Linked DNA regions of Mus musculus: region 1 is linked to region 2. A link is a loop called in an ENCODE intact Hi-C map of the cell type or tissue named here. Cell type or tissue: heart. All regions are shown on one strand. Links, peaks and the distances in the headings refer to the core of each region. The heading gives the core; the rest is flanking DNA.

What was found. Peaks named below come from ENCODE experiments on the same cell type or tissue, not always from the same donor. Only the 100,000 strongest peaks of a DNase experiment are listed, where the experiment ranks them.
Region 1: it touches region 2 in a loop (2.9-fold over the local background); 9 of 42 quality-filtered maps call a loop at or near these places.

What each region holds. Positions count from the first base shown.
Region 1 is chr4:11,480,341-11,496,117 of GRCm38, forward strand. It overlaps Virma (vir like m6A methyltransferase associated), which reads left to right and starts at 5,618. Exons shown (of 24, transcript NM_001347055.1): 1 at 5,618-5,765; 2 at 14,424-14,539. The coding sequence starts at 5,703. In heart, for the core only: CTCF peaks have their summits at 5,661 and 6,688 (motif pointing right); a DNase peak (open chromatin) is centred at 5,561; H3K4me3 peaks cover 1,840 bases; H3K27ac peaks cover 1,933 bases.
Region 2 is chr4:11,312,636-11,328,412 of GRCm38, forward strand. It overlaps Dpy19l4 (dpy-19-like 4 (C. elegans)), which reads right to left and starts at 9,502. Exons shown (of 19, transcript NM_001081201.2): 1 at 9,365-9,502; 2 at 4,438-4,545. The coding sequence starts at 9,380. In heart, for the core only: a CTCF peak has its summit at 9,623 (motif pointing right); a DNase peak (open chromatin) is centred at 9,556; H3K4me3 peaks cover 2,079 bases; H3K27ac peaks cover 1,473 bases.

The DNA.
Region 1 (15,777 bases), core at 2,617-10,616, 170 kb after region 2:
CTACCAGTTCCTTTATCTTCTCCTGGGTAACTTAGATTAATCAGAGCATTACTTTTCTACCAAACATGATTTTCTTATGATGCTGATTGAATGTGTAATCCTATACTTTCAAACTCTGACTTTTGGCTAGGGATATAGTTTGGTTAGTTGAACGTTTGCCCTGAGTTGGTTCTCTAGTGCCTTGTAATTTGGATGTGTGGCTACACCTCTAACCCCACCACTCCGATGTGCTTGTAGGAGGGTCAGTAGTTCACAGTCATCATTGGCTACAGGACAAATTTGGGGCCCACTAAGAAACTCTGTTTCAAAAACAAAAGAAAAAAGAAAGAGGAGGAGGAGGAGGAGGAGGAGGAGGAGAAGAAGAAGAAGAAGAAAAAGAAGAAGAAGAAGAAGAAGAAGAAGAAGAAGAAGAAGAAGAAGAAGAAGAAGAAGAAGAAGAAGAAGAAGAAGAAGAAGAAACAAATCCTGCCTTTCAATGCAGAGCTCTAAGAAGCCTGGGAGCCCACTTTATTACCTTTCTAGACAAGCAATACTGCCAGGATGGCCCAATTCCTCTCCTCCCATCAGCTAAGAGACTTGTCCTTGAGTGTCACTTGAATAACAGCTCAAGAAGTTTGAAGCAACACATTTTTGTTGTTGTTGTTGTTTTTGAGACAGGATTTCTTTGTGTAGCCCTGGCTGTCCTGGAACTAACTCTGTAGACCAGGCTGGCCTTGAACTCAGAAATCCACTTGCCTCTGCCTCCCAAATTCTGGGATTAAAGGCGTGTGCCACCACTGCCCAGTGAAGCAACACATTTTTTATCTAGAGAATACAAGGCTAAGAGCTGCCAGATCAGTTGACCATGTCTCTGGCCCGTTGCTGGGGTTCTAAACCATGACACGGTTTTAGGTTATATATGCTGCTGTGACTCTCTCCTACTTGCTAGGAAAGAGCTGCTCAGATATGTTGTAATGAGCCAACATGAGGCCCATTTGGGGAAGAGTGATTTTTTTTAAAGATTTATTTATTTATTTTATGTATGTGAGTGCACTGTAGCTGTACAGATGGTTGTGAGCCTTCATATGGTTGTTGGGAATTGAATTTAGGACCTCTGCTGTCTCTGGTCAACCCTGCTTGCTCTGGTCAGCCCCACTCGCTCCAGTCAACTCTGTTCTCCCAGTCCCTGCTTGTTCTGGCCCAAAGATTTATTTATTATTATACATACACTGTAGCTATCTTCAGACACACCAGAAGAGGGCGTCAGATCCCATTACAGGTGGTCCTGAGTTACCATGTGGTTGCTGGGATTTGAACTCAACTTTTGGAAGAGCAGTCAGTGCTCTTACTTGCTGAGTCATCTTGCCAGTCCAGGGAAGAGTGATTTTTTTTTTTTAAGTGTTATAACTTGGAAGGTCCCAATAGTAAGATCTGAATCTTCATTTTAATTTCTGGAAAAGGTTCATTCAGACCTCCTTGAATTGCTGTTTTAGTAGAAATTGGGAGGGAAGTTTGACACAAGCCTGCATTGAGGAGACTGACAGGAGTGTGTCTATTTCACAGGAGGAACCAAGAAGTGTATCCTCTGGTATTCAATGCACTTCCTCTATTTCTGTCAAGACAACTTTCTAGAAAGTGAAATATGCTTGGCTTTTGAAAGGTGAAATGCAAAAAAAATTTCATATCTTACTGACAAAAACCAAGAAACATTCCAAAGCACAAGAGAATCATTTTAGTAACTTTTCTTGTTGATGTGATATTTATTTACTTATGTATCTATTTATGTCTTTATGCATGTATGTATATATTTAGTGTGTGTGCATGTGTGTGTTTGCGCGCATGTGCATGTGCATGTGCGTGCCTGTGTGCGTGTGTGTGCGTGTGTATGTGCGTGTGTGCGTGTGTGTACATGAATACCACAGCTTATGTGGCATGTGTTTGGAGGCAGGAGAACTTTAGAGTTGATTTTCTCCTTCTTCCAGGCACCCCAGGGACTGAATTGTGTCAGCAGGATTGGCAGCAAGTTCCCTTCCTTACTGATCTAACTCAAGTGAAGACTTAGTTTGGCTCATAGTTTAAGGGAGTATAGGCCACAAGAAAGAAAAGGTGTGGCAGCAACCACATTATGTCTGTAACCAGAAGGCAGAGAGATGAATTCCTGTGCTCAGCTTGACTTCTCTTTATTTAGTCTGGGACTCCCACATTCAGGATGGGTCTCCTCTCCCTGTTAAACCTAGAAATACCACAATTGACACACCAGAGGTATATTTCCATAGTGATTCTAAATCTAGTCAAGTTGATCAAGAAGATTAATTGTGGCCAGTAGTAATGCTCAACAGTCTGAACATTTTAAAGTTAAGTCATAAGTTGCTTCCTTTAATTGAAAAGGAAAATGCTGTTAGGAAAGAAAAACTTTGCTGAGGTTGCTAAAATCTGTGCGATAGTGGTTTGAATGAGAATGTCTTCCCCCTGCCCCATAGGTTCCTATAGTTGAATACTTGGGCCTCAGTTAGTGGAACTGTTTGGGAAGGATTCAGGGATGTGGCCTTGTTGGATGAGGTGTGTCACTGAGGTTGAGCTCTGAGGTTTCAAAAGCCCCTCCCAGGCTAGGGTTTCACTTTCTACCTGCTGCCTGTGGATCAGGATATAAAGCTCTCAGCTACTGCTCTAACACCATGCTCTGCCTCCTGCCACAATGATTATGGACTAACCTTCTGAAACTGTAAGCAAGCCACCCCCAAATGACTTCTTCTTATAAGAGACCTTGCTTGTGGTTCTTCACAGCAATAGAACAGTAGCTAAGACATGGTTAAGATCACATCTTCTAGCCATCAAAAGAAAAAATTTTGTGGTAGTTTTGCATGGCTATTTCAATGGCAAGAGTTGCAGTGTATTAAAAGAACATTGTTGGGCTGATGAGATGGCTCAGCGGTTAAGAGCACTGGCTGCTCTTCTAGAGGTCATGAGTTCAAATACCAGCAACCACATGGTGGCTCACAACCATCTGTAATGAGAAACAAATTTAAAAAAGACCTATGGGCTGGAGTGAACAGGGCCAAAGCGAGTGAACAGGACTGGAGCAAGAGGGAAAAAGGGAAGTGGTGGGAGGGCATAGTTATGACGGAAAAGACATTACATTTCCATATATATGGAAAAAATATCACATATGTAGGATTGTATCCACTTGGAATCTTGGAACATTTTCTGTGAATAAGAGTACCTGTTCTTCTATGTCAATCAAATAAGTGTAATACAAATTTTAAAAAAGTAAGTCCTTGCCAAATATGTATGGGTGGCAAAGACATAAATACCCTTCCAAAGTAATAAATATGTCATTAGACAATTGCAAGATTAGACAGTGGGCTAATACTATGTACATATTAGAATAGACAAATCTAAAACACTGACTCTTAATGCTGGGTAAGTGCAAAATGAGATAAATATTTAGAAGACAGTTTGGTAGTTTCTTATATAGATGGTCCTTTTATCATATGGTCCCATGATTACTCTAAATATTGAGCTTAATGAGATGAAAACTTATATTCACACAAAAATTTCCACACACAAGTGCACGCACACACACACACTCCTATCTCTTAGGAAGAAGAGAGAATTGAAAAGCTTACAAATTATTTCATGAGAGATTGTATCCTTGGATCGATAATGATGTATTTGTCAAAACTGTACAATACTCAGTAATTATAATATATCAATATTGGCTGATCAATTGTAATATATGTACAATCTTACTTCAAGTTATTAATAGAAGGGGACTTGGGGTGGGGAAAGAAAAATATGGGATCTCTCTATACTGTCTGTGAAATTTATTGTAAAACTGCTCTTAAAAAGGGCACATCCCTGGAATCCCAACGTTGGGAGGTGGAAATAGGAGATGTACAATTTTCACATCAGCTTGGGCTACTTAACTGGCTTAAAAAAATTGTGGGTTAGGGATATAGATCCTTTTAGAGTACTTGCCTAACCTCAAGATCCTAGGTTTGATTTCCAGAACTGGAGAAAAACAAGAGTATGAGTGGACTTTTAGACTTAAAGGTATTTCTTTGGTTTTGTTTTTTGTTTTTCCTAGCTGAGGGAGAAGAATATGCACGTTTACTTGCTGTTCCCTCCCCACATAGTCTTGTTAAGCAGAAGATAGACATGAAAAACGTCGGTAAAAGGGGAATCCCACAGACAGCTTGAGTCCTGTTCCTTGTTTAGATAGCCTGCCAGTCTATTGTAAAATCCTGGCCTCAGCCTTCAGTGTGAAACCTCAATTTTATTTTTTTTTTATTTTTTTTATTTTTTTAAAGATTTATTTATTGATTATATGTAAGTACACCGTAGCTGTCTTCAGACACTCCAGAAGAGGGCGTCAGATCTCGTTATGGATGGTTGTGAGCCACCATGTGGTTGCTGGTATTTGAACTCTGGACCTTTGGAAGAACAGTCGGGTGCTCTTACCCACTGAGCCATCTCACCAGCCCCCGAAACCTCAATTTTAAAAAGAAGAAAATGTCCTAAGGGAAGGTCATGAGATCAAATACAAGACCTTGAACAAATCTAACAAATGAATAGACAGTGTCTAGTTGAAAGCAATTCTGGCAAACATACAGGAGAATGGAGACATTTTAAGCCTCCTCAGCAGAGCACGACAAAGAGACAGTTATATAAACCCTGAGAGGGAGATAGCCTAGGCACTGAGCTGATCCACCCCACTCTCTCCCTGATGGCCTGTTCCTACTTTTGCTGATCTGCTTTTGTTTTGCTACAACTTTGTGTCTTGATGGGTGGTTCCTGAGAGGACCAGAATAGAGAAAAATTCCTTCTTAACACTCCCTAGGACTATGTATAGTTTCAAGTGTCCAGCACTTGACAGAGAAACTATTCATAAAATTAAAACAAACACACTTTTTATTTTGAGGCAGGGTCTCACGGAGTAGTAGTCTAGGCTGGTCTGAAGCTCAAACTCTTCCTTTGTCCTTTAAATGCTGGAATTGGCAGACTGCTTGTCAGCCAGAAATAGACTTTGTGCTCTCTCTTATATTCGTGACGTTTCATTTATATACCTTTTTGAACCTTATAAGAATTAATCCTCATAATCAGCTCGTGGGATTATTCATCATATTTAACATTTTCATAAACGAGAAAATTTTCCTTTCGTTTGCTGAGACAAGTTGTCTCCCTCCCTCTTTCTCCCTTTCCCTCATTTTTTGAGACACGGTCTCATGTAGCTCAAGCTGGGATTCAACTCCTGGCTGGCCTTGTGTGTGCTCTTTTCTTCTCTTTGAAAACAGTGTCTTTTCAGATTCCCTCATTGCATGGTTTTGTTTGGAGAGCATGCCTCGTGGGAGGCATACGGTGCCGTGTGTCTAGATTTGGCACACTTTCCTATCTTCTAGAACTCATCGCCTCTCGCAGGCGTCGTGGCTCCGCTACTCCGGAGAACCACGGGATTTGGACCACTGCAAACACCGTAGTCCCCGCCCCTCTTTTTTTTTTTTTTTCCCTGCCCCTTTGGGCTCGCAGAAGGCGCCCTCCGCCGCGCTGGAGGAGGCGGGGCTTACGGCTTAAGTCAGCAAGCTGCGATGGGATTGGTGGAGGCTTGAGACGACAGCGTCCTGTTTACCGGAAGTACTGCAGTTTTCCCCCTAGCTGGAGCCTCGGCCTGGGAGGTTGGAGAGCTGCCCCGGAAGTCATCTCCCGGTCCCCCGCCCGCGGCAGACATGGCGGTGGACTCGTCTATGGAGCTGCTATTTTTAGATACTTTTAAACATCCGAGCGCTGAGGTAAGGCCTCGCGACCCGATTTCGACACGGCCCCTCAGTTCCGGTACCCCTGCTGCGGAGTCGGGGGCCGTCCGGGCGGTGTCCTCCCTCAGTCGCGCGCGCGCGGGGGTCCTCTGGTCCACACCCCCTCCCCCAGCCCGGTGCGAGCCCGGTGGCCCTGGGCGGCGGCCCTGCCTTTCTCGGCTTTGATTTGGGGCCCGCGGCTTCAGTCGAGTCAGTCGCGCTGCTGACAGTTTGTCCTGTCAGCGTTGAGTCCTGCGGAGGGTCCTTGGTCTCAGGTGTACTTCGGGTGGGATGCAGGCGTGAGCTTGGGCATCTGGTTTTTGACAGTAGTGTCGGGTTCTGGATGCCCTCAGGGTACGGACTATCCAGGATCCTAAGTCCTCTTCTATCTCTCTTCTAACGGCGGTCTCATTGCTCAATTTGTCATAGCACTTCAATAGTTTGGGAAGGAATTCACCTATTAGGACATGACAGATCTACGAGAATCTCCTTTGCGTGGAGGACACTTGCGAATCATGCAGTATTGAAGGACTAAAGACTGTCATTAGAAAGCAAGTCTGTTGTTTTCAGGGGACGAAGGTGGGGTGTTGCGTAGTTTTGTGTACAGAATTACTTTAGCGTCCCTGAAAGGCCTTGGAATTCTTAAGTTGAATGTACTGAATGTAGCGAATTAACGAAGATTCGCAAAAATGAACTATAACGAAGTCCACAGAGAAATTCGGCTGCGAGGAAGAGAGAGTAAATGAACAAGCCTCATATTTGTTTGTTTCACCGGAAACCTAATCATTTCGAGAGTCATTCTTTGGGGATTGTCTTGTTTCTATGAAGACTGTATTCTTTTTTTTTTTTTTTTTTAAGATTTATTTATTTTATGTATGTGGGTACGCTGTCGCTGTCTTAAGACACACCAGAAGAGGGCATCAGATTCCTTGTGAGCCATCATGAGGTTGCTGGGACTTGAACTCAGGACCCCTGGAAGAGCAGTCAGTGCTCTTAACCGCTGAGCCATCTCTCCAACCCTACTGTACTCTTAATATGACAACATGAAAGTAGGGTAGAGTGTCTCCTATTCTTTCTCGGTTGTATGTCCTGGGTTTAGACCGTACCTAGGAAAACATAAGCATCTGAATGAGAAGAGATTTAAAATGTTCTCTTATGAAGTAATGAAATGAGTACGGCTGCATTTTCTTGAATAAATGAATGAGTGACTGCTGGGCTATGTAATTCCAGCCAGACTTGAGAAAACGCAAAATGGCTGCCAAACGCAAAATTGTTACCAGAACAAACATCTTTATGGAAGTAGAGAACAATAAAATTTAAAGAAAGAACCAGGCATGGCATTAATGTTTTTTATCCCAGTACTTGGGAAGCCCAGGTAGGCAGATCTTTGTGAGTTTGAGGCCAGTGAACTCTCATAGCAAGTTCCAGGACAGTCAGGGTTACATAGTAAGAGTCTGTCTTAAAACAATTTTTTTTGGAAGAAGCATACATACCTAGTACTAGTCTACCAAGCAATTTGTCATTCTTTCAGGCTTTTCTATCCTTCGTTCTTAGACAAAAATTAAGGATCCTAGGAAAACAGAGCAGGTTAAAAAAATACTCTCCGGGAGTGGTTGAAGGTTTAGAAAAAAAAAATCCCATTTGACTTTATCTTGGAAGAGTAGGGGTTTGTAAGAGGTATAGAAATGTTTGGTTCGAGTTAGAATATGTTGTGTAAAGAGGTACACTGGGAATCCTGTGAAGTTTACAGTCTTATCTCCAAAATGCCTAATCACTGGAGTGTAGAGGATGAATGGCATTAACTGAATCACAAAGCACACCTTAATCTCAGCACTTGGGAGGCAGAGGCAGGTGGATCTCTGTGATTTCTAGGCCAGCCTAATCTATAGAGTGAGTTCCAGGACAGCCAGGACTATGCAGAGAAACCCTGTCTAGCAAAACTAAACAAAAAAGCCAAAAAGCCCAACTTAGTTTACAAAACAAAAGGCACTAAAACCAAACAAAATTCTTTTTTTTTTTTTTGGACTGGGGCTAACTTGCAGTGTGAACTAGGGCTGGTTTAGAACTCAGAGATTCACCTACCTCAGCCTCCCTGGAACCAGGATTAAAGGTGGGTGCCACCATTCCCAGCCAAACAAAGTCCGTATTCAGTGTCTGATGTAGGACACTCTAGTTGATACTTATTTAGCTCTCTTTGTGAACATAAAGGTACAGAATTTTGGTGAGAGGCTATTCCTTTGTGAATATCAAGGGAGATTTCATTAACGCAAGTGACATATTAAGTTGATCTTGGTAAAATGGGAACTGTTTCTTTGATTGTGGGAAAGGAGGGCTGCTGTCGTCAGTCTTCTGTTAGGTTATGCCCAGACCAGCTGTATGAATTGATGCCTGACAGGCCATGTCTTGGAGCGCCTTAAATGTTCAAGAATAGTACAGACTCTTTGTTGGAAGTCTTTCGTTATTGAGCAGGGGGATTATATGATTAGTAAGCTAGATAGATTAATTGGTCAGTCATAGAATAAAAAAGTCAGTGAAAATGGGTAGCAAAGTCAGAATGGGTGAGTGAGGTGCAGTGAAAGCTAGTTAGCAGATGGAATTGATCCCTGGAGCTTTTCCTGAGCTAGGGACAGTGCTTTGGTTATTTGAAGGAATTTTCTCTGATCTATTAGTTTTGAAAGTTGTTTTCATTTTATAGATAAGCAATGGTAAAAGGTCAGGTGGTTTCTTTGAACTGACATGGCTACCTTAAGGTAAAATGACATTCTGAGCCATGCCTGCATTCCGGACATCTAGAGAAGAAGTACAAGCTCATGGCTCCCTGGGCGACATAGAAGACAGACAAAAACAAGGTGTGTGAGATGGCTGCATGAGCAAAGCCCCTGACGCCAATCCTGAGAACTTCAGTGTGGTTTCTGGGGCTTCTGATCAAAGGAGAGAACTGCCTCTAGAGGATTTCCTCTGACTTGCATTCAGGCACTGTGGAATAAAGAAAGAAAAATCAAACCAGACAAAACCAGGAAGAAAATACAACACCAGACATTTTTTTTTCCTGGCTCTAAAGTGATGCCATCGGTTTTGCAGTGGGACCAAGGAGGAAGAAGTGCATGCAAGGCACGTCTTGGAGGAGAGGCAGTTCGTAAACATGAAACAAGAAAGTTGAGTTGCTTCTAAAGACATTTGTAATCTATAGGGAAGTTAACCTTTGATTAACCTTTCGCAGAGGATCCCTAAAAGGGGTGAGAGAAGCTCTAGATGAATTACTAGTGGTAGTTTGAATGGCTGGAGAGAAGGCTCAGCAGTTTAGAGCATTTGCTATTTTTGCAGAGGTTCCGGGATTACACAGCTGTGTAACTCCAGTTTCGGGGGCTGAAATGCCCCCTTCTGACCTCTTCAGGCACCAGCATGTGTGCAGTACCACGAATGTGATGTACATACATATACGCGGGCAATATACAGATACATAAGATAAATATTTAAAGGTAAAAAAACCCCTTTGTATTGCGATTCCTTTAAAAATGGGGCTGGAGAGATGATTCAGTGGTTAAGCACACCTGTTAGTCTTACAGAGGACCTGATTTTGTTTCTAGTACCCGTATCAGGAGGTGCACAGCTGTAATTCCAGCTCCATGGGATCCTACCCCATGGCCATATGTGTGCAAACATACATGATTAAAACTAAAGTAAACCTTAGGGGGAAAAAGTGTGTACTGTTCTTGCACAGGACCCAGGGTCAGTTCTGGGTGCCTGGAATCACCTGCACCTACTCCCCTCAACACACACAGATATATGTAGTTACAAATAATCAACCAGTTAATCAGTCAGGCAATCTTTAGGGCTCCGGACATGGCTCAGTGATTAAGAACACTTGTTGCTCTTGCAGAGGGACTTAAGTTTGGTTCTTAGCACTGACAGCAGGCAGCCTCCAATGGCTTGTGACTTTAGCTCCAAGGAATCTAGTGCCTTCCTTTGGCTTCCTTTGGCTTCCCTTGGCACTGCACATGTAAATTTCATTCTAGAAAACTTAGAAGATGGAGTGAGCAAATGACTCAGTGGATAAAAAGCACTTGGCAGCCAAGCTTTACGGGTTCAGCTCTGGAACCGTGGAAAGGGGGAAGGAGAGAACTGACTCCCCAGAGTTGTTCTTTACATCCATGTGCATGGCATCTGGGTGCACACATCACACACACACACACTTAAATGAAAAGGAAAAGAGAAAAGAAAAAAACCAAAAATTGTAAGATAGAGAAAAAGCATACCCTTTCATAGATCTAGTCTTCATTAACTCTCTCTTCTTTCTGTCTCCTTTATCTTGCAGCAGTCGATCGTCACATAAACAGTTACGTGCTTTTAAGTCTGGTTTATTGATTTCAGACTAACAAGATTGATCACTAGAAAATAAATGATGTTCCAATAAAAGAATAAAACAGTATTACAAATCAAACTACAAGGTCAGCTGAGCATGGTGCCTGTGCCAGTGAGCCTAGCATTCAGGAGGTGGAGGCATTAGGGTCGGGAGTTTTAAAATTAATTTTAGCTGTAAAGACAGGTTGTGACCAGCTTGGGCTACATTACACACAATTTCAAATAGACAAATAAATACAAATAAAAGCAAGATAAAACTCTAGCATGAATGCAATATATTTTAGAAAAATTGTTTAAAGTAAGATTTACACAGACTATTTGGAAAATGAGTGGAAAGCTAATGTATTTTGATGTGAGTTAATTTCTTTTATCTGACCCCCTCCAATTATTATAATTAGTATGTACTCTATTTTCTAGTTCAATAACAGCTTTCTTTATATTAATATTTCCCAAATCTCCAGTACATATAGTTATGTTTGAATGTATGTCCTTTTATATTAATGTCCTAGTACTGGTTTGTGGTTTCTTTTTTATCCAACAGTGAGTTACAGTAAACCTGCATGAAGGTGAGCGTCATTTAAAGAAGCATTGCTTTGTGGTTTAACTAGATAACACATGCATGAGGTACACATGTAAAAGGTGCAGAGAGTATTCAGTAAAAAGTCAGTCTGTTATCCCTGTCACATGGACATCCTGTGGCTTTAAATGATAATTGTATTTATTATCTGTGTACTAAACTCTTGGGATTTATGATTCTGACTTTTTATAGAAACCCAAAGGGGATAGGTTATGAATTTTTTATTTCTTTTGTATTGTTTGAGCGTATTTGCTAGGTTCAAATACACTGTGAGGGGGAATGGGTGATCTAGAGGGCTTTAAGAGTTGTTCTCCACCCTTCTAACACTCTGACCTTCAATACAGTTCCTCAGGTTGTGAGGACCCCTAGCCGCACAGTTATCTCATTGCTACTTCATAGCTGTAATCTTGCTACTGTTAGGAATCATAATGTAAATATCTGTGTTTTCCAGTTGTCTTAGGTAACCCTTTGGAAAGGGGTGTCGACCCACAGCGGTTGAGAACCGCTGCTTCAGAGTTTAGTTAGGGAGCAATCTGCACCATTTATGTATAAGGGGCAGCTTAACTGGCAGCAGTAGATGAGTGAACTGAGGGAGAGAGAAGGCAGTTACAGATAGTATGAGAAATGCAAGCAGACAGCTTGAAGGATTCTGACAGAGACTTCCTATGGACAAATGTGGGCTTGAAGTCTAACCAGTGTATTCATATTCACATTAGTTTATGATCATAAACTTTCCCAGAGTTCTCAGTCTCAGCCTGTCTTAGTTTTGTTTTTTTTGTTTTTGTTTTTGTTTTTTTTTTTTTTTGAGACAAAGTCTTGTGTAGGCCAGGCCAGCGGGTAAGTTTTAAACTCCCGATCTTTCTTACTGGTTTATGTGGGGTTGAACCTAGGACCTTCATGCAGATTAGAAAAGTATTTCTTTCAATTGCTCTACCTTCTCAGCCCAGAGTTTCATCTTTCTCAACTTCAAAACAAGTTATCTTTAGGCATGTATTGAAAGGTTTTTCATTACATGAATATGCCAGGTACTGAATTACAGTCAGGTCTTGTCACATACGCTTATTGGGATGGGAAAAGAGAGCGTCTGACAGATGAGTTTGATAAGGGACCTTGGGCTCCTAAAGGAGGACTTACCTGGACTTAGCTTTTGAGAGAGAGAGCTGTCGTCCAAGTAGAGTTGGGGCAGAGGGGTGTGAGCGCGGTGATAAGAGAACAGCACTACAGAGGCCATGAAGCTGAAAAGCAGCTCGGTGTGTGAGGGACATCATTGTACATTGTACATCGTACAGCATTGTGGTTTGTAAGGCCCAGGCCTTGGCTGGCTGAAGGAAGCAGCAGCACGATACATGGCTCTACGCTAGACAGACTACATTACCTTTCAGCAGGCCATGGGGTGGAGCTGAATGCGAGGCACCGAGCCGGTCAGGGTCCTACTGCTCTAGTGAGATTAGAGTGGACAGTGTACGGAGCTGAAGGACAGCAGAAATGCAGGTGTGCCACACACAGCCTGAGAACGGTTCAGCATTTAGTAAATGGAAGGTGAGGTGAGAGGACAAGGAGCCACATGTGACTTGCGTGTTATTGTGGTTAGTGATAGATAGTATTGTGGATGAAGGACAGAGTTCAGTGTTTGTCTTGCCAGCTTTGAAGTATCTAAAGACATTTAAATGGAGATGTCCCTAGGGTCTTTGAAGAATCCTAGGTGGAGATACAGACTAGGAATTGTCCCCTGGCTGTGGGTGAAAGGTCTTTATAATCACCTTGGTTGTGCTCTGCTTAGCCCCAGCCCTGCTTTCTCTCCCCTACCTCCATCTGCCCGCTAGTCCTTGTGAACTATGCACCTAGTTTTTTTAAACCTGAGGTTGTCTATTTCCTCTGATGCATTCCCTTCCCCTTTACCTAGAAAGCTCTTTTCCCTCATTCACGGGTCCCCCAAGCCCCTCTTTCTCAGACCAGATCTCACTACAGAGCCCTGGTTGGCCTTGAACATATTATACAGACTAGGCTACCCTTGAATTTATGGAAATATGTAATATATGGTTAATAGAAGTGGTAACAGCTAATACTGAGGATTTCCTGTTTATAAGTAGTACATTTTAGGGCATTTGGTAGAATGCTTGCCTAGCATGCGTTAAACATGGGTTCTATCTCTCTTACCACATAAAACGACCTGGTGACACGTCTATATTTTAGCACTTAGGAGGTGGAGGCAGGAAGGTCAAAAGTTCAGAGTTACCCTGACTTAAAGTTGTATTCTTTTTTTTTTTTTTTTTTTTTACATCTTTGCAGTAACTTAAGTGTGCAAAATAACTAAATGGGGCCTGGAGAGCTGGCTCAGCAGTTCAGAGCACTGACTGCTCTTCCAGAGGTCCTGAGTTCAGTTCCCAGCAACCACATGGTGGCTCACTACCATCTGTAATGAGATCTGATGCAGTGTACTCACAGGCAAATAATAATAAATCTTAAAAAAAAAAATCCTTAAAAAAAAGACCCAACAACAACAAAAAAAAACCCCAAAACTAAACAACAACAAAAGGGTTGCTTTTTTGTTTGTTTGTTTTTGTGGCCTTACATGGGATAGAATTTTATCTTTAAATAATCTAGAAAAGAATTGAAAATCTCTTAGGAAGAATGCAGCAGTTTTAGTGTTGGGCACAGGTTCTGTCTATATTGTTTCCTCTGCCATCCTTAGAGCATTGCCTGTACTGTTCATGGTAGCTCATCATGACATGTTTTAGAAAAGCAGCAGAATATTGGAAGAAAGGGAGGAAGGCGAGTCACAGACTGAACCTTCCATTTAAAGGCGTGGCCAGACTTGCCTACTTCATTTCTATTCATTTATCAGTAGATGTCTGTTTTATGTATCTGCATATTTGAAGCATCCATTAAAGTTTCTTGAGTGTCTGGAGCCATGAATAGAAAAAGTTTGGTCTAAGCAAAACATGAGTGAAGAGGTAAATGTACTGCAGGAAGTTTTATGTAATATCAACTGAGAGACTTAATTGGGTACATTATTATCATGATAAATCATCAGCTATTTAAAAATACTTACTATTTGTATGCATGTGTGTATCTCTCTGTATGCCACATAGATGCGATGCCTTTGGAGTTTAGAAGAGGATGTATTGGGTTTTCTGGAATAATAGATGCTAGGAGCTGAATTCTGGTCCTTTTGGAAAAGCCCCGGGCATTCTCGACTGCTGACTTCTCTCCAGTTCCATCATCCCCCAGCTTTTAAAAAAGTGATTTACACAGCATCGTAGTTAGTGTAAAAGTTAATGATATGTTTAGTGATCTAGACTGGTTTTAGTGATGAGGGTTCAACCCAGGGTCTTGAACATGTGAGGCATGTGCTTTGCTGTTGTTGTTGTTTTCTTTTGTTTTTTGTTTTGTTTTTTTTTGAGACAGGGTTTCTCTGTGTAGTCCTGGATGTCCTGTAACTCACTTTGTAGACCAGGCTGGCCTTGAACTCACAGAGATCTACTTACTTTTGTCTCCCAAGTGCCAGGATTAGAGGCTTGTACTGCACACTCGAGCACACCTCCACCCCCCCCCCCCCCCACACACACACACTTGTGACTTATGTGCTTTTACAACACTGTTACATCTCATCCCTGGATTTTAAGATTGTTGGCTTCATTTTAAGCTGAAAAAAGAAAGCGTGTTTTGAATTGAAAGAAATGTTTTACTTATAGTATGTTTCATCCTTTTTATAGCAAAGTTCTCATATAGATGTGGTTCGTTTTCCGTGTGTGGTTTATATCAATGAAGTCCGAGTTATACCCCCGGGAGTACGAGCCCATAGTGGCTTACCTGACAACAGAGCATATGGGTGAGTCAACTCTTTGTGGTTTTTTTTTTTTTTAAACTTAAATATGCTCCTCCCCGCCTCTCCTCTCTCTGCAGCCCCTATGTGTTGGAGATAGAAGCTGAAGTTTGACTGTGAATATGTGAATATATATGATAAATGGATTTTTAAAAGACCTTTTAGCTTATATCATAGGCACTGGTTTTGCATATTGATACATTTCATTTTATTGATACTATTTGTAACTCCATTTCTATTATATAAAATAGTTCAACCTGCTGCTTCCTGGTAAATATTATGGGACAGATTCAGGGTGGAAGTTCCTTCCTAATTGTGAAAATTTATTGGTATTTATAGAAGTAGGTGTAAAAGTCTTCAGAGGTATCATTCAGAAGTTACAATATAAAATATAAAACAATTAGATTAATTATTGTTTTCAGTAGATCTCATACATTTTTTTTTCCACATTTAAGGAATTTAGGAGAGGTGAAATTAGTTTAGTTGGTAGAGTGCTTGCTTAGCATGCACAGAGCCCTGCATTTGATCCCCAAGCATGGCATGAAGTAAGTGTGGCATGTCTATAATTCAGCTCTGGGGAGGCAGAACCTGGAGGATTGGAAGTTTAAGACCAGCCAGGGCAGTGTAAAATGATGGCTGGAAAACAGCAACCACAAAAACTAAAATTTAAACTGTGCAGGGAGACATGCATGCATTTCTGGCACTTGGGAGAATGAGGCCTTCAAAGTACTCTTCGGCTACTTAGCAAGTTGAAGGCCAGATGGGGCTACAGGATATGTGGGATCCCATAACACCCTCCACCCCAAAGGGACTAGCGGAGCATGTAATTGTTAAAAAACAAACCACGCAATTGCTGGCTACTGTCTGGCTGCAGTGGTCTCCCAGCCCCCATGGCTTTCCCCATGTAGTGGTCCGCCCAACTTCCCACAGTTAGCTTGCCAGTGAACTTGGCATTCTTATTCATCCGTCCCCTGCCACTAGTCTGCCGTGACTCACTTTAAACCCTGAGCCCTGTATAAAAAGAATTCCAGAGGCGTGTAAATTATCAGTCTGATTTATAATTGTAAATTCTTAATCTCCCAAATGCCCACTCAAAGAACTCAAAACTCAATTGATATTTATACATACTGCCCAACTAGGTTGGACAGATGTGTCCTACATTACTCTATTGCTCTTTTATGACATCCATAGCTACCTGTGACTCTTTCAAGCCACATGGATCCGGTTTGTCTTCCTCTCCTATA
Region 2 (15,777 bases), core at 4,782-12,781:
AAGACCTCAAGACTTGCAGACCTTTGAAACTATGACAGACAATCCCAAAGGCTAAATTAGGTAGAGGTTCAGCTGAAAATCCAGTGACTTAGGTAGCTGGGGAATCTGAAGTCAGGCAGAGCAAGTCAGTGAGGACATGATGCAAAAAAAGCTGGGCGTGGTGGGGCACGCCTTTAATCCCAGCACTTGGGAGGCAGAGGCAGGCATATTTCTGAGTTCGAGGCCAGCCTGGTCTTCTACAGAATGAGTTCCAGGACAGCCAAGGCTACACAGAAAAACCCTGTCTCGAAAAAAAACCAAAAAAAAAACAAAAAAAAACAAAAAAAAAATCAAAGGGTGAGTATGATGGCACATACCTTTAATCTCAGCATTGAGAGGCAAGAGGCAGGAGGATCTCTACTGAGTTCAAAGCCAGCCTGGTCTATACACGGAGTTCTAGGACACTAAGAGCTGCAGAAGAACCCTGTCTGGGAAAAAAAAAAAGAGAGAGAAAGGCAGACAGACAGACACAGACAGACACACATATACACATACACAGAAATTTCTAATACAAAATATGCCTGCAAGATATATGCTCACAAACACAACATTCACAGCATGAACATTTGTAATTAAATACTGAAAACCCAAATGTCCAAAAGAAGCAATTACGTACAGTCAAACAATGAAATGCTGCTAAGCATGGGGCTGGAAAGACAGAAGAGTACTTGCTGCTTTTCCAAAGGACCCCAGCTCAACCCCAGCACCCATTTCTGGTGGCTTAACTCTAGCTCCAAGGGATTTGACACTATTGCCCTCTGCAGACACCTGCACTCACATGTATATACAGTGTCTACGTGCAGTATCTACTTACTTAACAATATAGGGCCTGGAGAGATTGCTCAGTAACTGAGAGCACTGGCTGCTCTTCCAGAAGATCCAGGTTTCATTCCCAGTACCTCTGTGGCAGCTGAGAAGCATCTGTAACTCCATTTCCAGGGGATCTGACACAAATTTCTGACCTCAGCAGTCACAAGGCATGCATGAGGTTCACATACAAACATGCAGACAAAACACCTATACACATTAATGTGTAAGTATGTATACATTTTAAAAATGACTGCAACTACCCATGGCAACAGCATTATCAAATGTCTGCCGCTGTATAATGTGCTTCTGTGTTTGTTCGTGACAAGGTTCCACTTTGCATTGCTTATATCTCACTTTGTTTGTTTGTTTTTTTGGTTTTTGGTTTTGTTTTTCGAGACAGGGCTTTTCTGTGTATCCTTGGTTGTCCTGGAACTCATTCTGTAGACCAGGCTGGCCTCGAACTCAGAAATCCACCTGCCTCTGCCTCCCGAGTGCTGGGATTAATGGCATGTGTCACCACTGCCCAGCCTGTCTTTCACTCTTGAGCTCTCAATTCTCCTTTCTCAGCCTCCTCACAAAAGATTTCCTAGCAACTCTGGGTTAACATTTTGGAGATGGGTGGGTGGTACCATCCCTCAAATGGGGGGTAGGAGGAAGGGACATGCTTCACCTCTCAATATGGTCTCGACAGGTTCTCCCTCCCCGTTGTGGGGTATTTCAGCTAATGTCATCCCGTGGAGTCCTAGGAGGCTCCTGCTTTCCTGGCATGTGGGATTTTCTGGTAGCTAACCCCAGTTCCCCATCTCCCAATGCTATACACCTCTGTTCAATTTCCTGACCCTCTGTACATCTCCTCCATCTCCTCCCACACCTGATTCTGCTCCCCTCTTCTTCCTCCCCCTCCTCTCTTCCTGCCAAGTCTCCCCCACCCTCTACTTCCCTTGATTATATTGTACCCCCTTCTAAGTAGGACTGAAGCATCCACTTTTTGGTCTTCCTTCCTCTTGAGCTTCATGTGGTCTGTGAGTTGTATCATGGGTATTCCACACTCTTTGCCTAATATCTACTTATTAGTTGAGTACATACCATGTATGATCTTTTGTGACTGAGTTACCTCACTCAGGGTGATATTTTCTAGATGCATCCATTTGCCTGTGAATTTCATGGTCTCCAAAATTTTAACCCAGAATTGCTCCTGTCTAAAGGAAATATAGGGACAAAGAGTAGAGCAGAGACTGAAGGAAAGGCCATCCAGAGACTGTCCCACCTAGGGATCCAATCCACATGCAGACACCAAACCCAGACACTATTGCAGATGCTAATAAGTGCTTGCTGACAGGAGCCTGATACAGCTGTCTCCTGAGAGGCTCTGCCAGATCCTGACCAATACAGATGTGGATGCTCACAGCCAACCATCGGACTGAGCACAAGGATCCCAATGGAAGAGTTAGGGGAAGGACGGAAGGAGCTGAAGGGGCCTTATCTGGCATCAGTGGGAGAAGAGGCCCTTGGTCCTATGAAGGCTTGCTGCCCCAGTATAGAGGAATGCTAGGGTGGTGAGGCGGGAGTGGGTAGGTAAGTGGGGGAGCACCCTCATAGAAGCAGGGTAGGAGGGAATAGGAATGGGGGTTTGCAGAGGAGAAACCGGGAAAGGGGTAACACTTGAAATGTAAATAAACAGAATATCCAATTTAAAAAAAATTTTTTAAAAATAAAAGAGAAAAGTTACTGGTTTATCAAAAGTTACATTGCCTACTTACATATTTATATATTTGTTCCATGAAAGTAAACAATATACCCCATTTTCAAATACTTATATTAAATGGTTATCAAAACCACAAATAAATGATAAGACCTTTTAAAAGCATTAAAGAAAAAGATTTCCTAGCCCAGGGTAAGGCGATACCTTGTGCTTAGCAGGATTTCTGAATTGCTGTACAACTGTGCTGTGTCTCCAAGCTCTTCCTTCCTTTCTAACAGAAGGATTTACAGCATCGCACCATCTAAGAGTGTATACTGAGAGGGGCACACACAGGAAAGCCAGCTAGGCCCGAGGCAGGTCCACAGTACAGGACGGCTTGCTGATAGGCTCTGGGCTGGCATCTGGAAACCTGAATTTCAAGGAATTTCTACCTTCTCTGACAGGGTGGTTAACTGTGCCTACCTTATTTATACAATGTGGTTTACACTTCCTTCCCAGAGAGTCTAAAATTTGGCCATATAATCATATGATAGGCAAAAAATATCAAAAGCCAGGCATGGTGGCGCACGCCTTTAATCCCAGCACTTGGGAGGCAGAGGCAGGCAGATTTCTGAATTCGAGGCCAGCCTGGTCTACAGAGTGAGTTCCAGGACAGCTGAGGCTATACAGAGAAACCCTGTCTGGAAAAACAAAACAAACAAACTACAGGGCCAACTCCCTGGTTTTGGTTTAAAACAACAACAACAACAAACAACTGAGTATTGCCTCTAATGAGTTTCACTCATTGACAAAACTATAAATGCCAGAATTTGAGGTCAAACAGATGAAGAGTGTCTGTATGACTCCATTAGAGAGGAGTTTTGCAAGTGTGCATCCAATAACTTACACACCTTTGCTCTGAGCTGACTCGAAGCTGCTCTTTAAGGCAATCACACCTTCACACACAATTGTTTTCTAAGATCTTGAGTCCTTGAAGGAAACCACTGTTGTTGAGGACTGTGACATGTTGCAGATAACTTGTATTTTCAGTTCATAGGTCTTAGGATCAGAATGAGCCCTAGCTGGCCCTGATGTAGAAAAGATTTAAAACTGATGCTGTGACAAAACAAGATGGGATGTCTCCCTTAGTGCAGGGGAGAGTATGTGCTATCTGAGAGTTCCGCAATGCAGGGGAGGGGATGTGTTGTCTGAGAGAGAGGAGCAGATAGTTATGAGGGGAAGAATAACTCACTGATAGTACAAGCTGCACTCAAAGCCCCCCAGGGCTTGACCCCCAATGTGATAAAATAAATCAATGAATAAAAACAGAAGATTATGTATTTCTACATAACCATGACTTCTAAGAGTTTCCTGTAGTAACGGTGTCCTTCTGTAAGCCACTGTCTGGACTGACTAGCACTTGCCTGGACCAAGAACAGTGGGTCAGTCCAGCAGAACCTCCAAGAGGCCTTCCTTCTCTTCTCCTCTGTGCCAAGAAAAATGTGTCCCAAACAGGGGCTATTCCTTCCTGACACAGGAAGCCAAGCGAGCCAAGCCATGATCGAAACATATAACAGATCAGAAATAAATATCTGTCATATCATGGCCACAACATGGGCCATAATTAAGGTACAAATATTTATTGTAAAGTGATACAGCTTAGGGGTTGTTCTATCACAAAAACCAACTGTGTTAACCATAAATTTAATCTCAAAATATCTTTATGTAAGATGGGGGCATGCCCAGTGGTAGAGAGCTTGTCTAGCTCATATGCACAAGGCCTAGATTTAGTTCCCACTCAACACCTCAAAACACAAAAGGCAAAAGACATGATTTTTGAAAGTGTGCACATCTGAATGATGAAAACATATTTTTGCAGCTACTGCACCCAGGTCCATCTGACTTACATTTTGGAGCTCTTTCAGGAGCTGGGGTTCTGCGGATCTTCTCTGCTTTGGCTTCCTGACTTCCTGAAGTTCTTTGCTTTTTCCTTTGGCGGGGTTCTACAGATGTTCCTTAAAACAGTGAAGGCATTATTGCAATGTGTTCATCAATGTTCGGATCTCAGGTGAATCAACTTTTGTTAGGTTACCTACTTGACCAGATCCCAGTAGAGAGCCCCAAGTCCTGTCTCTAATGAGCTTCCCTGGTTGAAAAAACCATAAAGGGCACAACTCTGATACAGACGGAATCGAGTCTAACATCTATGACAGAGAGCAAAGCCTGGAGATCATGTGACTAAAGCAGTCACACTGAGACCCATTAGTGCGAGGAGTACCTGCAGTGTCATAGCATCTGTGCCTCTTCCTCAAAACTGTCTTCAGTATACGGCTGGAAACAACAAACATGCATTCCCTACCACTACACAGCAACTCGTGATTTCAGAATCCAGCTGATGAAAGTTTACAGTCTTCTCCTGCACTGATGCTATTTTAAAATGTCTTTTCCCAGAAGTTTTGACGTGATTACTGTCCTTACTATGATAGTTACCTGAGATTATGAAAGCCATCATTTGCAGACGAACAATTTTTGTTCAAAATACAATGGATTCATCATAAAATTATGGCTTTTTTTTTTTCCTTTTTAAAGGCAGGTTCTTGACTAGCCTCAAACACATGATCCTCCTGCCTCAGCCTTCTAAATGCTGGGATTACAGGCATGCAACATCATTTTTCTTTCCAGAATTTGGGACTAAACAAAGGGTCCTGAACATACTAGGATGCTTGAGTGCTGAGCCTAGCCTCTCCTTCTTCACAGTGTGCTCCCGGAAGCTCTACAGGCTCCCGCAGCTGTGGGGTCATCGTGGACTCTGACACACGGAGGTGCTAGTTTTCAATCCTATAACATCATGGGAAGCGCTTGGAAAAAATGCTGTAATACCAAACTGCTTATCTTTTCTGTCTCTACTTTTTTTTTTTTTTTTTTTTTTTTTTTGGTTTTTCGAGACAGGGTTTTTCTGTATAGCCCTGGCTGTCCTGGAACTCACTTTGTAGACCAGGCTGGTCTCAAACCCAGAAATCTGCCTGCCTCTGCCTCCCGAGTGCTGGGATTAAAGGCGTGCACCACCACGCCCGGCTCTGTCTCTACTTTTTAAAAACTGTAATACAGAAGTTACTTCGAAACTAGTAAGTTAAATTCCAAATGAGAAAATAAGAGACTCCAACTTAAACAGAAATTTGAGATAGAGAACATAACTCCCCCCCCCCCCCAAATTACCTCATGAGATGAATAACTACTCTGGAAGATCAGAGTGCCCTGTCAAGTTAGTAATGTGACCCAGGCTTTGATTTCTCTTCCTTTTTGTAGTTCGGTAGTTATGCTATAAAATGTGAGACCAAAGGAAAGAATCAGCAGCAAAGAGAATAGCTACTCTGGTCACACAGACAGCTCCTTAGCATTACCCTGAAAACTGAATAAAACAAAGATGTTCTGAAACTGTTTCCAAGCCAGCGCATGCTTACTAAAATGACTTTAAATAGCAGCATGGAAAAAAGAAGTGACTTAGTAGACTGGTGTGGTGTCTAACGCCCACCACTTTTACAGCCGTGTCCAGTGTGCTCCTCGCCCCTCATCCTGGGAACTTCTCTCTGCATCCCAGACCACAGGCCCAATTGGTGAGAACAACTCCCATGCATAAGGCTCAGGGAACGTTGCAGAAGAGAGGTGGAAAAATTGTTAAGAGGCAGAGGATAAGGAGTTTGCTGTGAGCCTCTGTCTCCTAGGAATGGCAGAAGCTACAGCCATGAAGTCTCACCAACGTGACTGCCTGAACATGACCCAAACAAGAGCAATAATGGACATGCCAACATAGACAAGGAAGCAGATGGTGGTGGCAGACGCCGTTAATCCCACAGCTCTGGAGGGAGGCAAAGGCAAGAGGCAGATTTCTGAGTTTGAAGCCAGCCTGGTCTACAGAGTGAGTTCCAGGACAGCCAGGGAAGACAGAGAAACCCTGTGTCACAAACAAAACAAACAAACAAACAAACAAACAAAAAACAGCCAGAAAAACTAAAGACATCTAAGGAACACTGAGAGTTGGAGAAATAGTCTACCCCAGGGGAAGAGCGTACACCATGGGTTATCCAATAACAAATGCTCAACCCTGAAAACACACATACAAGTCCCACTATACCTACTGAACAGTATATATTTAGGACTATATGTATGTATATTCCTATACATATGTGCATACAGCAACAGCTAATGAAAAGGAGGCCATGAACTTGAAAGAGAACAAGAAGGGGTGTACGTCAGGTTTAGAGGGAGAACAGGGAAGGGGGGAGTAACGTAATTGTAACTACCATCTTAAATATAATATATATATATTTTTTTTTTAAGAAAAAGAAAAAAATCATTCATTTTTAATGTCAAGTTTAGTTGCATTAAATTTTAGCAGCAATAACAGTACAACCTGAGCTGGGTCTGGTGACTTACTGCTATGATCTCAGCACTCAGGCAGGCAGGTCTCTGTGAGCTCAAGGCCTCCAAAGCCAGTTCCAGGCTAGCCAGAGCTACATAGTAAGACCGGACAAAGACCGCATGTATTTTAGCCAATTTATCTACTTTGTCATTTTTGCCTGGCCCTAAAAACCAGAAGCTAATTGAGTGCAAACTTCTCACCTCATCTCTATCATTGTTCATCGAACTTCACAACTGAAAGACAAAAGTAATGTTATGGTGATGATATAGTTAGGCAACAGAGCTTATTAAGTCCTGGGTGGTACATGCCTTTAATTCCAGCAGAGGACAGCCTGGTCTACAGGTTCACTTCCAGGACAGCCAGGGCTGCACAGAGAAACCCTGTCTCAAAAAACCAAAGGAAATGAAAGCGAGCGAGAGAAAGAGAGAGAGAGAAGAGAAGGAAAAAGCCAAACTAAATGATGACTACATATCCACAAGAATAACCTTGCTACTTCAATCTCTAGTCCCATCATAGGCACATGAGCCAACAGAGCTACAAACAGGCTTCCAGATGTCCATGTAGACTAGAAAGGGTCCAAGAGAAATGTTAACACTGTTCTCCTCAAAGCCTGTGTCTGTTTCAGGAAGCATCAATGCAAGCACCATTGCACACACAGTACAGGAGAGGCGTCTGGAAGAACATTTACTTCCAGGGACAGCTGGACAACAAAGAGGCTCCTGAAGGACCTGAGAATAAGCCAAAAGCTATAAACTGTACCTGACCTGAATTCAAACAAGAATATAGAGACTGGCCTAATTTTAACATAATAAATACACGATATGTAAACAGAAGGGATTCGGGGAAATTCCTGACACGGGACGTGTTTGCTGTAAATATTATCATCACAAACATCATTACAATAAATATTTATACTTTGTTGACTATTATATCCCAGCACCCAAAAGAATAGAGACTTAGCCAAGGAATTAAATATTTGTTGAAAGGACCCATTATTTTAATAAAACTGCCACCCAGTAATTGTCCTGAATAAAACACATGTTTTTAGATTACCTGTAATTCTATAACCAAAAATCATTTAACAGTTTATAGTCAACTACTTTTACAAAATGATATAGCCTTTTAAAAAGGTCCACATCATAGTTATTAAGTATAATAATTCCATCTTAAATGCAATTTCTGCATATTTACAATATCAAGTTTTAGTGGCACTGTGCGATTTTTCTCCTGTGTTAAGTATTAATGTGCTCACAAAGACAAACTGGTTTATCAACCTACCCACACAGATTTGTAACTAATCACAAAAATAAAGTTTAAAAAAAATCTTTGTCAAATGATAACACATTGCAAACACAGATATAGCTATAGCTAAAGAAAAAAGAGGAATTACATTCTTCCTTACCAGCAACCTGTTTTGAGGCTGGTTTTAGGTAGTATCTTAAATGTGCATGAAATTTAACACGAAGAGCTGCAGGAAGAGGAGGAATGGCTGAATCATGACCTCAGGGACAGGACATCTAGTCCCAGTCAGCATGTACTTCTAATAGTCTTTTGAAAAATGGCTTTCCATTGAATTCTTCAAACTCCCTTCTTGTCTCCTTGGTTCAACGGCTTAAATCTAAACCAGATAACTAACGGTCGCATTCACAACTCCACTCAGTAAGATAAAAACTGCTTTCCAGCAGAATGAAACATGTAACTGTTCATCCGAGCGAATGAAGTCCAAGAGCTCAATCGTGCATACACATCCCATGAAGTTACTATGCCACCAATACTTTTTTACACTATGTATCGTACACTGCTAAGTTTTTTGCCGCTTCCTATCTTTTGCTCACTGTCCAAATCCTCTATGGATAAATATTGCTGGCTAAACAATAAATTCCCTTGGCACTGACCCTGAGGAGCGTGCAGAGCTCTCTCCAGTCCATTAGTTTTAACCCTAAAACTGACCTCCTCCTCCCCTAAAACCACTTACATGCCCCTGCCCTTTGGCATTTGTTATCCATTAGAGCACAAGTGAACTCCGTCAGGTTCTGCGCGTCCATCCCAGATCCCAGCCTCAGTTTCCCGCGAGGGGTGCGATCCCTCCCATTCTGCACCCAAAGCTTCCAGCCTGGACCAGAACCCACCCAAGCTCGTCCTGCTTTCCACTGCGGAGCAACTCCGGACCCGCAGCCCCGCCACCCAACAACAGCTTCCTTTCCGAGACTCCTGACTTTAAGTTCCACTTCTGCGTCCTATTTCGGGAGACGAAACTTTGGGCCATTTTCTCGGCTCGCGCCCGGTTCCACTGCAAACTCGGGGGCGCGCGCCCCCGCCCGCCCTGCTCCCCGCGGCCCGCAGCCAGCAGTCAGGCCCGGCCCCTCTCCCGAGCCCGCCGCGGCAGTTGGCGCGCTACACGCCGGAGCCTTCACCTTCTTCCTTTGCCATCGTCTCCGCGGAGACCCGAGTGGCCCTACGGCTCCCGAGCAGCCCGGAGTCTCCCAAACCTCCGAGTATCCAAACCCCGCGGCCGCCCCGGCCAGCTCCCGGCTGCCGCGCCCCCACTTCCTGACCCGCCCCCCTCTGGTGTCTCCGCCAACTGGGTCCCTCCAAGGCGCTCCGGGAACCAGAGTGCAGGGAGCGGGGCCCGGCCGGAGCGTTTCGCTAGAGCGCCTCAGCCATGCCCACGATGGCCACGGGATGGCAATGCTCCTGGGAGGAGCGAGTCCCCGCCGCCGCCCTCGCTCCTTGCTGAGCCTCACAGGAAAGCAGGAGCCAGAGCAAGCTTTTCGTGACGCTGGGATCCGTCTCAGAAAGTCATAGACTGTAGGCCAGATCCAGTCCCTATGTCCGGCCGATTTTTCAAACAGAAAACGGAGTTTCAACTGCAGAGCAACGAGTCCTGGACTTGTTACGATGATTTCAAAGCCAGGCAAGACGTTCTAGGCAGGTCCTTTGGATTAGTAGATGTTTGTTTGTTTGCTTGTTTGTTTTTGAGACTGGATCTCTCTATATGGCCAAGGCTGCTCTCAACTTGCCTCAGGTTCCCTACTGCTGCAATGGCAAGAGTGATACACAGTTTGGTTTAGTAGACACTTGGCGGCTACAAAAAAGTTTGTACCAGGTTATTCCCTATTGTAATCCCAGACCGTGACAAGTAGAGGAAGGAGGTTCATTATCAAGGCCAACCTCAGCTACATAAGCAAATTAAGTTATTATCATATAAAAAAGGAAACACAAGAGAGAGCAACGTGTCAATCACGAAAACTGCCTTGAACAAAATGTTTGCTCATGTCAATATTCTGGAAGAAAGCACAATAGTACTTTATAGTCTGCTATGAGGAATGTATAGAGATTATTTCATAACAATAGAATGCAGTTTAATTTTGTTGTGCAGTGCATGACTCATACTGAGAACACTGTGGCACGCCTTCAGTTGGCCCAAAAGCATGAGTGAACAGCCACTTCAAAAAAAGGATAGCTGTCTGTCTGTCTTTCTTTCTCTTTCTTTCTTTCTTTCTTTCTTTCTTTCTTTTTCTTTCTTCCTTCCTTCTTTCCTTCCTTCCTTCTTTCCTTCCTTCCTTCTTTCCTTCCTTTCTTATGTAGGCCTCCTATAGTAATTCACAGAAACTCCTAATTTTTTTTCCTATAATGCCTGGTTTCTGGATCTGTTCTGATTCTGTGGGATCCTGATCTAGTGATATTGGGGGTCCAATCCTACATTCAGGAGGGACGGGGGGGGGGGGGTTAGAGCACTTGTTTCTGGTTAATTGGGAGTTCAGCCAGAGCCACCAGTTCTTTTTCTGCCTTGCCTTGGACTCAGAGTATACCCTGGTGATACTGGAGGCTGAGAAAATTAGAGGCCCAGCGCTTGAGCTCCCATTGGCAGGGTTTCAACACTTAGGTTGCACAACACAGCCAAGGAACCACAAGGATGTTCCACAACACTAGGTTCATGTCTAGGGTTTGGAGAGGCCCAGCACAGGATGTCTAGCTGAGACAGGATATCTAGTTGAGACAGGATGTCTAGCTGAGACTAGAAGCTGTGACAGAACCCAGAAAGGCCCAGCCTAACTGAAATGGGAAAACTAGACATTTAGGAGACCTCTGGTGGGTTTGGAAGAATCAGCCTCTTTGGCTTAAAAGCCGTCTCACAGTAATGACAAATTAGGTTCATTCCTCTTTATGATTAAACTTGTTTTTCAAGGATCAGGCTATGCTCCACATAAAACCTGTGACCTTAACTACAAATGGTTTTGTACTGCCTGTTCCAGGAATGATAATTATGTCTTTGTTTCAATTTTTTTTTTAACCATCTTGCAACCCTACTTCCGTTTCATAAGGGTTGTCATGGCTACCTTGTTATAACTACCAGTTTTATGCTCACCTTGCAACCATGTCTTTGTTTCAGGATGCCCTTAGGAAAAGCTTGCTATGATGTTCTGCTCCTGTAACCCCACCTATTTTGCTTGCTAAATCCCCCATTTGAAAAACCCCTACTTCTGAACTATAAAAAGCTTTGTCTTCCTCATATTCAATGCTAAACTCTTGAGCCACATCTTGGTAAGAGGTCTGTGTACATGAATTTAAAAATCTTCCTTTAACTATTTGCTTGCAAGGGCTGGAGAGATGGCTCAGCAGTTAAGAGCACTGGCTGCTCTTCCAGAGGACCCGTGTTCAACTCCCAGCAACCACATGGCAGCTTACAACTGTCTGTAACCCTAGTTCCAGGGATCCAACTCCTCTCCCAGACAAACATGAAGTCAAATTAACAATGCACATAAAAAAGAAATAATTATTTGCTTGCCTTAATTAATTTGGCCATGATGAATTGAGTCTGTGGTCCTTCTCTTTCCATCTTTGAGATTAACACGTGCTCAAAGGTCTTGGGCAAAGTTGTTAATACCAGGAACCATCAACTGTGACCAGGTTTTAAAACTGGCAGGACACACTGTGCTGTGCTGAAGACTGTTGCTTGACTCAACAGCTAGTTTTGTCTCAGTTGTCACTAGTTCTGACATGTTTCCTTTATTTTTGAGGCAAAGACTCATTCATATACTCATGTGCCGTTACACCCAGTTTTCTGAACTTTTCTTTTAAAATATGACAGAAGTGAAGTTGAAGGAGTACCTCAGAAGATTCTGGCTTCCACAGACACCAAGCACGAAGGCAAAAACCTATATTCATTAAAAGTAAAATAAAAAATAAGAAATTAAGCATATGTTTTATTAAAATATTTTAAAAACATTTTTAGATTTCTTTTATGTATATAAATGTTTTGCATGCATGTGTGTCCCTGGTGCCTGAGGCAGACACAAGAGAGTATTAGATCCCCTGGAAGCAGCTATGGACAACTGCAAGCCAACACAGGAATACTGAGAACCACTCCTGCACGTTCTGCACCAGCACAAAGTGCTCAAAACAACTGCACCATCGCTCAGGTCCATGGGAAAGGATATTTTGAGATGGATATACTAAAAACCTTGAAACTTATTAAAATACAGATTTTTGTCACTCAAAACTCTTCTAGAAAGATATTTTTAGCTGGTTATGTAAAACAAAATTCAAAAATATTGGTACTAAAATATAAACACCAAGCAGTCTAGCATCAAAACTTTCTTAGGTGGTACAGGCATAGCAGTACCTGCCTGTACTTACAGCACCTAGGAGGTAGAGGTAAGACGATAAGGACCTCAAGACCAATCCCAGCTACATTGTGTGGTCAAGGTTTCTCTGGGCTACAATGGGACCCTGTCTCTAAATAAATATTTTACAAAGGGAAAAAAGGACAAATAGATGGCTCAGGGAGTTAACGAACTTGCTGCTAAAGCTGACTAAGGTAACGCTATCTTGTCCTAACTCTGTCTTATATCTCGCCCTTCTACTCCACAATAGCCCGACTTCCTTGGCAACATGCTGGAACTGTTCATGACCCTGACTGTGGTCCATATGTACTAACAAAAATAATGGATGTAAAATATACATCTAAAATAATAAAAAGGGAGTGTAAGCAAAAATAATTGTCATGTTGTCTGGAAACACTGTGAAGCTCTGCAAGAAAGCAGACATTACTGGGCCACCCCAAGACCCTCACTGACGTACCTGCACAAGCACATGTAATTATGGTTTTGGTCTTTAAAAATACTGTACCCCATGCTGGGCAGTGGTGGCACATATCTTAAATCCCAGCACTTGAGAGGCAGAGGCAAACGAATCTTTGAGCTCAAGGCCAGCCTGGTCTACAGAGTCAGCTCTATTACAGCCAGGGCTATGCAGAGAAACTCTGTCTTGAAAGACCAAAACTAAAAATGAAGTAAATAAAAATAAAACAAAAATAAATTAATGGAAACACTGTACCCCTGAGCTTGGGAACCAAGAGACTCTTAGGCGTGAGCCACTCTTGGTTGCTGGCTAATAAAGGGACTCATATACTTTTAATTGGCTTAGTTAGCATAATTGCCAATAATAATCTTATGAGTGGGGCTGGAGAGATGGCTCAGAGCACTGACTGCTCTTCCAGAGGTCCTGAGTTCAAATCCCAGCAACCATATGGTGGCTCACAACCATTTGTAATAAGATCGGATGCCCTCTTTTGGTATGTCTGAAGACAGCTACAGTGTAGCTTGCATATATAATAAATAATTAAATCTTAAAAAAATAATCTCAGGATCATTTCACTGTCTCATATACACATGCTGTGATCAAGATATAAAGTGAATAAATAAATAATATAAAGAAAGCAACAATAAGTCTCAAATATTTTACATTGGTATGGATTATTGCATATTGATAGAAATTTACGGTAGTATTTGCTATAACATACTGTATATATGTTTCAACTCTTGTTTAAAGCATTGTGCATATGCAACTCATTTAAAAACGATGTAAAGTTTGAGTCTCTAAAGACACTCATGTAAACTGCTTAGGATAGTTAAGAAATGCTAGTTAGTAGTCAGTCACCTGTAACTAATCACAGGTGTGGACTTGCTAGGGATTAGTGTAGTTAATTACAGCATAAGCTTTATTTAGCCTTCTCTATAGGTTTTCAATTAAAGCAGAGAGTAAATAGCTCGAAACAAGCAATGCTTGCCTATTCAGAGCTACTTTAGATAACTGGGTGGTCCTCAAACACTTCAGAGATCTGCAGATATGGCGTTTAAGATGTTTTAGTAACAAAAGGCTCTTTTGACAGACACATCAGCTCCTGGTAGCATCCCCAATCTACTTCAAAGATGATGATGAGCAAAGAAGGACCGCTACATGGAGTTCGCTTCAGTTGTGGCAAACATGGCCACTGGGCAAAAAACCTGCCCCTTACCTCAATGGCTGACAGCAGGCTCTCCAAACTGTGGAAAAGCAGGACACTGGGAAGTTGATTGATCCACTTTGCTGAGACAAGGTAGGCCAGTCCTTCAAAATTTCTGCTTCATGAAAAGTCTGTCAGATACTCTGACCCTACTGGCCAAAGATTGGCTGCCCTACGGATACCGGGGAATCCTAGGTGAGTGAGCACCTGAGCCAGCAGTCTGTCATAGAGATTTGGAAGCTGCTTGCTCTGCACTGCCTGTTTACTCAGGTAACATTTATCCTTCTTGGGTCTCTGATGGAGTTGAAGACTAGATAGTTATAGCCTTACTGTTTTCCCTATTAAAGATTAAAGACATCAACGCTTAATTTGTTTAGGGTTTAAGAAAATGTTGCCGGGAGCCAGGTGTGGTGGCACACGCCTTTAATCCCAGCACTCGGGAGGCAGAGGCAGGCGGATTTCTGAGTTCAAGGCCAACCTGGTCTACAGAGTGAGTTCCAGGACAGCCAGGGACCCTGTCTCGAAAAAAACAAACAAGAAAAAAAACCCCAGTTGCTACACAGAGAAACCCTGTCTCGAAAAACCAAAAACCAAATCAAAACAAAACAAAAAACCCAGTTATATGATTATGTTTTAATCCCAGGTGTGGGATAGGTGGCTGCTTCAGATTGTCCACAGCATCTACAATTTGTCTCCTGCTCTAGGAAGGGCATGACTTTTGCCAGCTACAAACAGCTTATACTTGGAATTCTGGGAACTCTTGAGAGGGTATGAATATGAGATCCCTAAGTTGGCACATGGCAGTTGCTGCTGGTTCCTGCTGTTGCATTTGCTGTTTTACTGCATTGCTGTTTGCTGCAGCATTGCTGGTTCGCAGAATCACTGGTTGAAGATATTCTGATGATGAACATTGGACTTGCTGCTAGGAAGTCAACCCTTCTAATCAGCAGAAAGTAGTCTAAAGAGACCCAAAGCCCTTCTTCCTTTCCTTTCTACCCTCTAACCTTCTTTGAAAAGACTGGTGGCACTGGGTTTTATAAGGATCTGAGAAAATCATGAGGAGCCCTTTCACGCCCTCCGCATCATCTCCTGCCTCCAGGCTGATGAGCACTGATGTGGAAGAGAAAGCCAAATTAGCCCTTTCCACCCCAGCTTGCATTTTGATGATGTTTATCACAGTAGGAGAAACCTTAAGGTTCAAGCTGGATGGGGTCCCAGCCATGAGAGGAGGAAGTGAACAGAAGCTCTCATCCTTGACCAGGAACTCGCCTTCCACTTGACACCCACTTGCAAAGGAAAATTCCTTTTCTCAACGCAGTCCCCCTTGGTACTCAAGCCCTGCTGAAGGGCACGCCTCTGACCAGCAGTGGATGGCCAAAGCAAAACAAGCTCAAGCGTACTTCTGGAGCCCTTCCTTCCTTCCTTCCTTCCTTCCTTCCTTCCTTCCTTCTTCCTCCACTTCTTCCTCCCTCTTTTGTCTTTATTTTTGTCTTGTTTTTTGGTCTCATGTCACCGTTTGGGCTTTTTTTTTTTTCTTCT